Linked DNA regions of Homo sapiens: region 1 is linked to region 2. A link is a loop called in an ENCODE intact Hi-C map of the cell type or tissue named here. Cell type or tissue: chondrocyte. All regions are shown on one strand. Links, peaks and the distances in the headings refer to the core of each region. The heading gives the core; the rest is flanking DNA. Region 1 has its middle 110 kb from the start of LINC01570. Region 2 has its middle 19 kb from the start of LINC02164.

Region 1 (5,368 bases), core at 273-5,272, 260 kb after region 2:
TTTAAACGCAGGTTTTTCTTTTTCTTTTCCTTTTTTTTTAAATTTTTTTTTTTGAGGCTGAGTCTCGCTGTATCGTCCAGGCTGGAGTACCGTGGTGTGATCTCAGCTCACTGCAGTCTCCATCTCCCGGGTTCAAGCCATTCTCCTGTCTTAGTCTCCCGAGTAGCTGGGATTACAGGTGCCCACCACCACGCCTGGCTAATGTTTGTATTGTTAGTAGAAAGGGGGTTTCACCATGTTGGCCAGGCTGGTCTTGAACTCCTGACATCAGGTGATCCACCTGCCTTGGCCTCCCAAAGTGTTGGGATTACAGGCATGAGCCACTGTGCCCGGCCAAGCCCAGGTTTTTCTGACTCCAAAATCCACACTCCTGATGGCCACTCAACATTTCAATTTTTCATTCAGCAGATATTTATTTCGTATCTGCTACATTTGAGGCATTTCACTCTTTCTCTCTTCCTTTCTCCCATTCTCGCATTTGCCTAGATCTGTGATCCATGCAAACCCATGAGGTCTACTCTCTCCTAATCATCAGCCTGCCTTCCTGCCTTCCCTCCATTCCCTCCCTTCCCTCCCTTCCCTCCTTCCCTCCTTCCCTCCTTCCCTCCTTCCCTTCCTCCCCTCCCACTCCCTGCCTCCCTCCCTCCCTCCCTCCCTTCATTCCATTCCATTGCATTCCGTTCCGTTCCGTTCCATTCCATTCCATTCTGTTCCATTCGTTTTTGCCCAGGCCGGAATGCAGTGGCACAATAATGGCTCACTGCAGCCTCAACCTGCTGAATTCAAGTGATCCTCCCACCTCAGCCACACAAGTAGCTGAGACAACAGGCATGCAGTACCATGCCTGGCTAATTCTTTAATTTTCTGTAGAGATGAAGTCTCCTTATGTTGCCCAGGCTGTCTTGAACTCCTGGACTCACGCAATCGTCCCGCCTCCACCTCCCAAAGTGTTGGGATTACAGGTGTGAGCCATCATGCCTGGCCGAGTATCAGGCTTTCAAATGTTTATATGCAGCTGCTAAACTTACTTCATGCTCTTTCTGTCTCTGCCATCAGCTATGTCAGGACCTAGAGTTCTCTCTCAACCTAAGTCACTCTATCCAGACACACCATCCTCAGCCAGCAGCCTCAGTGTATGGGTCCCAACATTGAATGCTTCAGATATGGTCCCGTTGGCAAAGTGTCTTATCAGCATTTCTTAGTGCAGCCTCTAATTCCATAAGCTTTTTGCGTGGTAACTTCACCACACAGTTGACTCAGAGGCTAACTGGTCTCCCAGCTTTCATCCTATACTTACGAATTGCCTTTCAGATTATAGCTTTTTCTCTAGTCTACCTCACATAGATCCCAAACTCCAGAGAGATGTCATGTAAGGACAAGGAATTATGGCTGGGAGAAGTTAAGCCCAGTGGTGCCTCTTCATGGGCAGGCATCATAATTTTGAAGTTTTACAGCAATGACTTTCAACATTCCATGAGCCTGAAAAAAGAAAACACGGCCAGGCGCGGTGTTTCACCCCTGTAATCCCAGCACTTTGGGAGGCCGAGGTGGGCGGGTCACCTGAGGTCAGGAGTTTGAGACCAGCTTGGCCAACATGGTGAAACCCCATCTCTACTGAAAATACAAAAAAATTATCTGGGTGTGGTGGTGGGTGCCTGTAATCCCAGCTACTAGGGTGGCCGAGACAGGAGAATCGATTGAACTCGGGAGGCGGAGGTTGCAGTGAGTTGAGATTGCTCCACTACATTCCAGCCTGGATGACAAAACGAGACTCTGTCTACAAAAAAAAAAAAAAAAAAAAAAAGAAAAAATAAAATTATCAATTATCTATTCCCCAGCCAAGCAGGCTCCCACATTTCTAAATGAATGAATAGCAGACAAACTATGCGGACGCCCTGTCGATCTAGTGGAAGGGTTGGTGAGGAGTGGTGGGGAGGCAGGCTGAATCCTGGGGGAAGAGGGTTTGTCTCTGGAGGCAGATGGGCTGGATTCAAATCCAAGGCTGGCTTTGGCTAAATTACTTTAACCTTGCAGTCTCGTTTTTCCCCTCTGTTAAATGAAGGCAATTATAGCATCTTCCTCCTAAGTTGCTCAAATATTAAATGAGATGATGCCGTCAAATCTCCAAACACAGTTCATGGTGTGTGGGTAGTACCCAGTGAATGTTAATCTGATGATTACTATTATTATTTTAGAGACAAGATCTTGCTCTGTCACCCAGGCTGGAGTGTAGTGGTGCGGTCACAGCTCCCTGCAGTCTCAAACTCCTGGGCTCAAGTGATTCTCCTGCCTCAGCCTCCCAGTACATGCTGGGACTACAGGCATTTGTTACCATGCCCAGCTAATTTTTATTTATTTATTTTTTTTGTAGAGATGGGTCTTGCTATGTTGCCCAAGCTGGTCTCGAACTCCTGGCCTCAAGTGATCCTCCCACCTTGGCCTCCCAAAGTGCTGGGATTACAGGCATGAGCCACCATGCCCAGCTCACTATTATTATTATTATTATTATTATTAATTGTTATGATTACTGAGGAGACAGGTAAGCAGCTACAATTTAGAGTGACCAGTATGGCCGGCAGAAGGTGGTTGTAGGGTTAGCTAAACTAGGGGAAGAAATCAAGAGAGGCTTCCTAGAGTAGGGGGTGAATGAGATGGCATGGAGGCAGCAGCTTTGGGCAGAAGGATTAGAATATCCTCAGGAAATCTTTAGGAAGAACGGCAGGGATGCCTTTCACCCCATGAAATGGAGAGATGGTCCTCCCGTCCCTGTGTGACTTCTGTGCTGGTGTGTCCCAGTGGATGGGGACACTGTAAGGGTGGGATGTGGACACTGTAGGGGTGGGATGTGGAGAAGGCTCCTGATCATTCTTCCTCGGCTTGCCTGAGGGTCAGGGGGTGGACATGGAGGTTGGACCTCAGGCTCCGGCCCCTAGTGTCCCTGTTCTGGAAGCCCCCTGCTCTGCTTCTCTGGGTCTGGCTGGAGACCTGCCTTTTGTTGCTGTTACTGTAGGTGGCAGCAGAAGCCTGACAAAGTCCATCTTTGCAGGGCAGCGAGAGGGGAGAAAATGCAATCAGGTCCAAGGCGCCTCCAGCCTCTGTTATCTCTGCAGTGGTTAGGCTGGGAGTCGAAGGGGTTAGAACAGGCAGCAACCATATTAACAGAATCCTCTATTGAGTTATAGTCTGTCTGCAGATGTCTGCAGAGTCTGCAGTGCACCAGAGCCTGCCCCCGAAGGCTGGAACTTTATCAGACCATCTCCCGTCAGTTCCAGACTCTTCCGCGTCTCAGGGGACCCTGAGAAATAGCCAGGGCAGGGAGACCAGAGCACAGGAGCAATTCTGATTGAGATCTTGAACAATACAGTCCCTAGAAAGATGGACTCCCCCTGCAGAGGAAATTCTGATCTTGCTACAACGATTGCTTGGATCATTCTATTTAGACGTGTCCAATACACATCTCTCCTAAAATATTTCCTCTTTCTTCCCTGGGGCTTTTCAGATGCCCCATGCAAGTGTGGAAGCTGCATTTCAGCTGGGGAAACAGGGCACAGGAGAGAAGGGTGCAGGCTCTGGAACCACACCCCCAGGGTGGAGCCGCAGTTCTGCCATTGACTGCTGTGTGACTTCCGGCAAGAGAATTAACATCTCTGTGCCACAGTGTCCTCCTCTGTGCAGTACCCCATGTATCTTTGCACTTATTTTTGTTCTTATAGGAAGATCCAAGAGGACCTCTGGTATTACGGACAGAGAGTTGTACCCGTGGGAAGTAATTTCACCACTGTCCCCCACTCTTGAATCTCCCTCACCCCTCTTCTTTTTGGAATAGGTTTACTGAGATATAATTCACACACCATATAATTCATCAATTTCAAGTGTACAAGACACTGGTTTCTTTCTTTGTTTTGTTTTTGTTTTTTGAGACGGAGTCTTGCTCTGTCGCCCAGGCTGGAGTGCAGTGGCGCATGGCGCAATCACGGCTCACTGTAGCCTCTACCTCCTGGGTTCAAGCGATTCTTGTGCCTTGGCCTCCTGAGTAGCTGGGACTATAGGTGTGAGCCACCACACCAGGCTACTTTTTGTTATTGTAGTAGAGATGAGGTTTCCCCATGTTGGTCAGGTTGGTCTTGAACTCCTGACCTGAGGTGATCCATCTGCCTCGGCCTCCCAAAGTGCTGGTATTACAAGCATGAGCCACCATACCTGGCCAAGACAATGGTTTTAAGTATATTCAAAGTTGTGCAACCATCTCCACCATCACTTTTAGAACATGTTCATCCCCTCCCCAAAGAAACTCTCTACTCTTAAGCTATCAAACCCCTATTGTCTGGTCCTCCCAGCCCCTGGCAAACACTCATCTACTTTCTATCTCTACAGATTTGCCTGTTGTGGCCATTTCATATAAATAGCCTCCTTTCTTCTTTGCTGAGGCTCAGCCATGCCCCTCTTCTCATCATGGTGAGGAGAGCTGGCTTACCCTTTGTCTCTGGGGGGCTGGTTTGGGGCCCCTCCAGCCCCTTCCTGGCATCTGGAGCAGCATCTCCAGAGGGCGATGGCTGGGGGCGGAGGGAACTTGCCAACCAGCCTCATTGCTCACAGCACAAGCAGCTTGGCTCAGGATTACTCATTTCAAACTCGATTTGAGGCTCTGCCAAGAGCAGCAGCACCCCTGGAGCATGTCACCTGATTATTCCTACCCCTTCCCTGATCCCTGAGAGCCCAGAGCACAGAGCAGGCCGCCTCCCAGGACCCAACAGCTGCCAACTTTGAGGCAGGGCCTGCCAGGAGCCTGCTGGGCCTCGGACTTGGCTCTGCAACGCTTGCCCAGCCTGGCCCAGGCTCCTGGATAACAAGGAAACCTGGGGCTTTTGTCTTCAGGCCATTGAGAAGCAGTTTCCTGCAGTAGGGCCAATGGCATTGACCTTTCTGACCAAGAGCTGAGGCAGTCACTGTCCACACACGCACGATCATAAAAATGCCTCCATTCACAGATAGGCTCTGCTGACGCCCTCCACGCGCCTGGTGGGTTGGATTGTCTGTTACTTATCATCAAAGGGGAGGGCCCGGTTTGGCTCCCAGCAAGTAAACCAGGCACAAGCACACAAGAGCAGATGTACTGTCTACCATTTGCTGAGCATTTGCTAGACACCAGACACTGCCATAGGCATTAACTTCCATAATCCTCCCTGCAGCTCTGTGGGGAAGGAACCCTCACCAGCCCCACCTTCAGAGGAGGATGCGGAGGCTTGGGAAGACCAAGGGAGTAACTGGCCATGAGCGGTGACGTTGGAGCTGGCATGAGGGCTTGCTGACCCCTGTGGAGAAGGAAGGAGGCCATTCCAGGAAACTTTCAGACTAGGCAGATCTGTAG
Region 2 (5,368 bases), core at 68-5,067:
GAGCCTGTGTCCAGTGATCCTGCACAGGTCCCATTAGTTCCTATTCCCCTGTTCAGTCATCCTGGTAAAAGGCTGTGTATTCCTGTGGGGGCAGGCTGGGAGAAAGATTGACAGTATAAATTTTTGGCAGTGGAGCAGAGTCCTTTCTGGAGGGGACCTGGCTTCACATTCAGACAAGGGACTCCTGGTCTGTGAACTGGCTTATGTCTGGGAATTGACTGGGGACTGTGACTCTGTTTTTATGATTCAGGTTAGACTTCTGCTCACCTGACCTAGAACTCTTCTGCAAACACAGATCAAGTAAAAATGTGGCAGGCTTCTTATCTATTTCACTTCTAGGAAAGCCACGATCAGCTGGCACCATAGGTCTCTGCGAGTCATGCTATTCTGCTTGCAGCTTTGACTCTGCTGTCCTTTATGGTAACTGCATCCACCTTGCCTTTGGGGATTGAGTGCTGCGGTCACTTGGCCCCGGCCCCTGTAGTGTGCCTATGTCACTTACCCTCTTTATACCTCAGTCTCCTCCTCTGTAAAATGGGCATCCTAATAACACCCACCGCCAGGGCTGCTGTGAGGTATAGATGGATTAGCATATGGAAAGTAATAGAAGAGGGTCTCAAAGCCCATGTGTCATTATCAGAATTATTTCATGACAGGGGAGAGCTGGAGGAGAGGGGAAGGTGCTGAGCAGACCCATGTGCTCTCCCACCAGTGTTTCCTGAGCACCTACTATGTGCTGCCCACTGTGAGAGCTGTTAGGGTTGAAATAGGGAGCACAGCAGGGTAGGGGCTGCCATCAGGAGCTTAGTGGGGAGACCATTGTGCAACATGGTTCCAGCGCTTGGGATGGGGAAGCTCAGGGAGTACAGGGGCCTAGGATCCTGGGCAGAATCATGGAAAGGACACAGCCTCCCCAGCCTCTCCTGCCTCCACTGTCTCCCTGGCCTCCTCTGCTTCCCTGGGCTCTCCTGCCTTCCTGGCTTCCCCTTCCTCCCCGGCCTCCCCAGTCTCCCCTGTCTCTCCTGCTTTTGAGGTAGGCCAGGAGCTGCGGGTGCTCACTTAGCCTGTCCTGGACTCTGGGTGTAGCACCTCGATGTCCAGAAAATACCCCCGGGTTCAGCTCATCACACAGCCAAGGAAGGAGCTCGCTCCACACTGACACTAACGGTGCATCCTGGGCTCATTCATCGGGCACGCCTCCAAAATATTTCTCTACGTCTCCTCCCTTTGCCCACCTGCATTGTCTCTGTGCCTGAGTCCTGGCTGGGGGCCTGCAAGGATCCCCTATCTCCTCTGTCCCTGCACAGCTGGGTTCCAGGCAATCTGTCTGCCCACCACACCTCTCTCCCCTTGCCCAGCATGCTCCAGCCCCACAGTCCTCTTTCTGCTTCTTTCCCAGCCTCTGGGCTTTTGCACACGCTGTTCCCTCTGCCTGAACACCCTCCACTGGGCTGAGAACAACTCTGAGACCTCTCTCAGCTGTTGCTTCCTTTGGAACAGCCGCTGCTGTTGTCCCTCTCGCAGCTCCAAGACCTGCCGAGCCTCCTGTCTTTTTCAGTTCCCATGCACCCAGCACTTCTCCTTGGCCTCCTTTTGCCCAATTGACAATGTCCATTCTCAATGCCTTCTCACCCAGCGCTGAGCCCCACTGGGTGAAGGCAATGCCTGTCATGTTCACCACAATATCCCCTCCCCCATCACCACGCCTGGTCCACAGTGATGCTCAAAAAAGATCTGTTGGTAGGCAATGGGAAGGTGCATTCATGTCATCCTGCAGGCGGAATTCTCCACTCGGTTTTCCCACTACCTCCAAATCATGCAAGACACAGGGTAAGAGCAAAGACAAGGTGGCTGTGGCCCATGTCCACCCTCTCGGGGCGTCCCTTCTCTTCTCTCCTCCTTGGGCAGGGAGACCATCGGGGTGCAACCTGGCTGGGGCGGGGAGGAGGTGCACGGCCTGGCCGGAGCGGGTCTGGCCACGGGTAGGGGAGAGCGACCGCCTGGGCCGGGGCAGGTGAGCGCAGCGCAGGCCCGGGCCCGGCGTGTCCGCGGTGCGGGCGAGCGGCCGGCAGAGGGCGCCAGAGAGCCAGGAGCGGCCCGCGGAGGAGCCCGCGCCGGCCCCGATGCCCAGCTCCGCGCCGCGCGGACCCACCGAGCCCGCGCTCAGACGCCCCAGCTCCGCCGAGAGGCCGCTCGCGCCGGGTCCTTCCTCTTCCCCAAGTGCAGGCAGAGCCCCCGGAGCCATGGCCAGCCCTTCCGGCAGCTCCGAAGCCACTGGCAAGCCCCGAGGCAGGGATGGCCGGCCCAGGAGGGAGGAGGACGACGTCCCTCCCGAAGAGAAGAGGCTGCGGCTGGGGCTGGAGGGGGGAAGCGCACAGCCCGAGGACTGCGAGGACGGGAAGGACGCGCCGCGGCCGGGCAGGGAGGAGACCGGCACCCAGACAGGTGGCGACGGCAGAGGAGTAAGTGACGCGGGCGCGGGGGTCCGGGGGTGCCGGGGGCGCGGGGGTGCCGGAGACGCGGGGTAGGGGCTGCGGGAGGCTCCGTGGCCGGCCCCGGGTTGAAGTTGGTAACTGAGTGGCAACTCCGGCGGGCGCGGAGTGACAGCTCGTGACGGCCTCCGAGACGCCAGCTGCCCCTTCTCGGCTGTGTGGCTTCGACTTCCTGATTCTCCCACGACGTCCCTGGCCAGGAGCCCCGTTGGACTCTGCGGCTAGCCAAAAGGGGAGGGGGAGCCCCGCGTCCTGGGGGCCCCCAGCAGGGGAAGGGGCGGGGGTTGCGCTGGGCATCCTGTCTGGGGCATCTGTCTGGGACTTTTGTCGGTCCCACCTGGCGGGGGGCTTATGGTGGGGGTAGAGGGGAAGTCCCTGGCGCCAGGCTTGGCCAAGCCCTGCTCTGCTGGGCTGCGGGCTGGCGGCGCTCACCCAGCTCCTCACCTGCCCCGCATCTTCCTGTTTTTCTTCCCTTTCTGGTTGGGCAGCGAGAGTTGAGAGGAGGCAGATGGCTTCCATCCCAGAAATCGCTCTCCTCTTTCCATCCCTACAGAGAGGGACAGAGAGGCAAAGTTCCTTGCATCCCTCGGGGCGCTGTCCCTGTGAGCTCCCGGTGTCCTGCACACGTGGGCCCCTGAGTGACCGGGCCCGTGTGCGTGGGATGGGGCTCCGTGGCCAGCCTGGCCTCCTGGGGTTCACTTTCTGCTTTCCTACCCCAACTCTTCCTGTGTGGCTTTGCTGGCCTTCCACTGGGGAGGCACGCGGGTTTGGAGGGCAGATGAGGGCCCCCTGGAGAGCTGTACCCCTCAGTGAGGGCCGCCACCTTGATGGTTTTTGATGGATAATGGGGTTGACCTCTTTGTTCCTTCCAAATGTTTTTATGTTTGACCATTTGCTCAGCTGAGCTTGTCTTAATAATTTGATTCGTGGTTAATGAGCCCCACATGGGAGAGAGGGCGGCCTTCATTCTGAACCCATTTGGGCAGCACGGGTAGCCGTCCTCGCCGTGGGCTGCCTCAGAGCCCCCCCTGCCCAGTCTTGGGGTTGCTCCCGGATGCTGTGTGGGAGGCTTGCTCCTGGTGACATCCTCATCTCCCCGTGCACGTTACTGCATTCAGAGCTTGGGTCACCTGGACACCGAACTCAGGTGAATTTTCTCTGAGATTCTGGGAGAAGGAGGACAGTTCTCTGGTAGGTTTTCCAGGGCCGATCACGGAAAGGATGAGACACAATTACGGTGGCAGTGTAACGCCAGGAAACTTTATTGCGTGAAGTCCCTCTCACTCCCTCTACCTCCCTCTTTTACGTGGACTCTGCCAAAGACCAGGATACTAGAATGCAGTGGAGTGACCAAGTGTAGTGGGACCTAGGGAACGTGAGTGTGGAGCCAGGCAGCTGGGGTTTGCATCCTGGTAATGCCCCTCCTTAGCTGGCTGACATGGCACACGCCAGTTACCCTGTCTGAGCCTTACTGTCTTCAGTGGCAAATGGATCTGTCAACAGGCCCCATTGCCTGGGGTTGTTACTGCTGAGATTAAGGGAAGCTCGTCCATAGAAGCACTTAGCGTTGTGCCTGGCACATAGTGTATGGTGGATAAATGGGACTTAGGACTGAAACTTACGCCTTGGTGTGTTTTGCAGTGATGTTTTGTTCTGGGGTGCATCACAAGAGACAAGGTTCTTGGCCGGGCGTGGTGGCTCAAGCCAATAATTCCAGCACTTTGAGAGGCCGAAGGGGGAGGATCGCTTGAGTCCAGGAGTTTAAGACCAGCCTGGGCAACGTGGTGAAGCCTCGCATCTACCAAAAAAAAAAATAATAATAATAAAATAAAAGCCAGGTATGGTGGTGTGTGCCTGCAGTCCCAAGTACTTGGGAGGCTGAGGTGGGAGGATTGCTAGAGCCTGGAAGGTCCAGCTGCAGTGAGCTGTCATCATGCCACTGCACTCCAGTCTAGGTGACAAAGTGAGACCCTGTTTCAAGGAAAAGAGAGAGAGAGAGAGACAGACAGACCCACAAGTGTCTTAAGCCAGAATCTCCATTAAAATGCTTTCTGGAGGCTAAAAGGATGATATATTGATAATGAAATATTTAAAAGGCAGAAACCCCACTGAATTTCTTGGTCCACAGAGGGAAATGTGAATTTCATGACCTGAAGGATGATGCAGGAACTGAACACAAACCATCCTTGTTTCCTGAATCTGAATATGCCACCCTCTTTTCATGGTGTCTGTATCTGCTCAGTCCGGCGGCCCCTCGAAAAGAGGGAATCTTGATTTTCAAACTTAAAATTTGGCCCAAAGCCCACTGCTGCCCACAGTGCCCGCCAGACACATTCCTCTTCCTTTTTAGTTTCTATGGGAATACTCTCTTTGAAGAACCCATGAAGCAGTGTCAGGCTGGTGTGAGAATCAGCAGCGATTTCTTTGAGGAGGAGAACCCGTTTCTTCACTCACAGGCCATGTCTGAGTGGATCAAGAAGAACAGAGTGCCCTTTTATGAGATTTTGTCTGCGTAGACCATTAGCTTGGTAAAAATGTCAAAACCATCCTCGTTCTTTAATAGCAGATTATTTTGGACTTTTCTCTGCAAGAAGCAGCATGGGCATTCAGATGCTTTTAAGGATAAAATGTTCTTTCTCATCACCAGGCCTGGTGCTCTGGATGGCTGAGGTTTTAATGTGACTGGGTGTCCCTTGGAGTGGCTCCCAGGCTGTGCTCTTGTGGTTGGGTGGCAAGGGGTTGCTTTATTTGGTGGTGGCTAGAGGATGTTTTAGCAGATAAATCGGGCCCCCAGGAGCCCCTGAGTGCCAAGTCCTGCTGCAGGGCATGTGATTATGGTGGGGACGTGGTGGGGGGTGGAGGGTGGAGGGTGGGGG

What was found. A loop is a pair of places that touch in the nucleus more often than their neighbours do. Peaks named below come from ENCODE experiments on the same cell type or tissue, not always from the same donor. Only the 100,000 strongest peaks of a DNase experiment are listed, where the experiment ranks them.
Region 1: it touches region 2 in a loop (4-fold over the local background); 16 of 110 quality-filtered maps call a loop at or near these places.

What each region holds. Positions count from the first base shown.
Region 1 is chr16:5,499,538-5,504,905 of GRCh38, forward strand. It overlaps a transcript of RBFOX1 not described here. Among named protein-coding and RNA genes, the nearest start is that of LINC01570, 110 kb to the right of the region's middle. In chondrocyte, for the core only: no CTCF peak of the experiment used is centred there; a DNase peak (open chromatin) is centred at 2,931.
Region 2 is chr16:5,237,644-5,243,011 of GRCh38, forward strand. It overlaps a transcript of RBFOX1 not described here. Among named protein-coding and RNA genes, the nearest start is that of LINC02164, 19 kb to the left of the region's middle. RefSeq lists an enhancer at 1-391 and a silencer at 1,967-2,186. In chondrocyte, for the core only: a CTCF peak has its summit at 2,088 (motif pointing right); no DNase peak of the experiment used is centred there.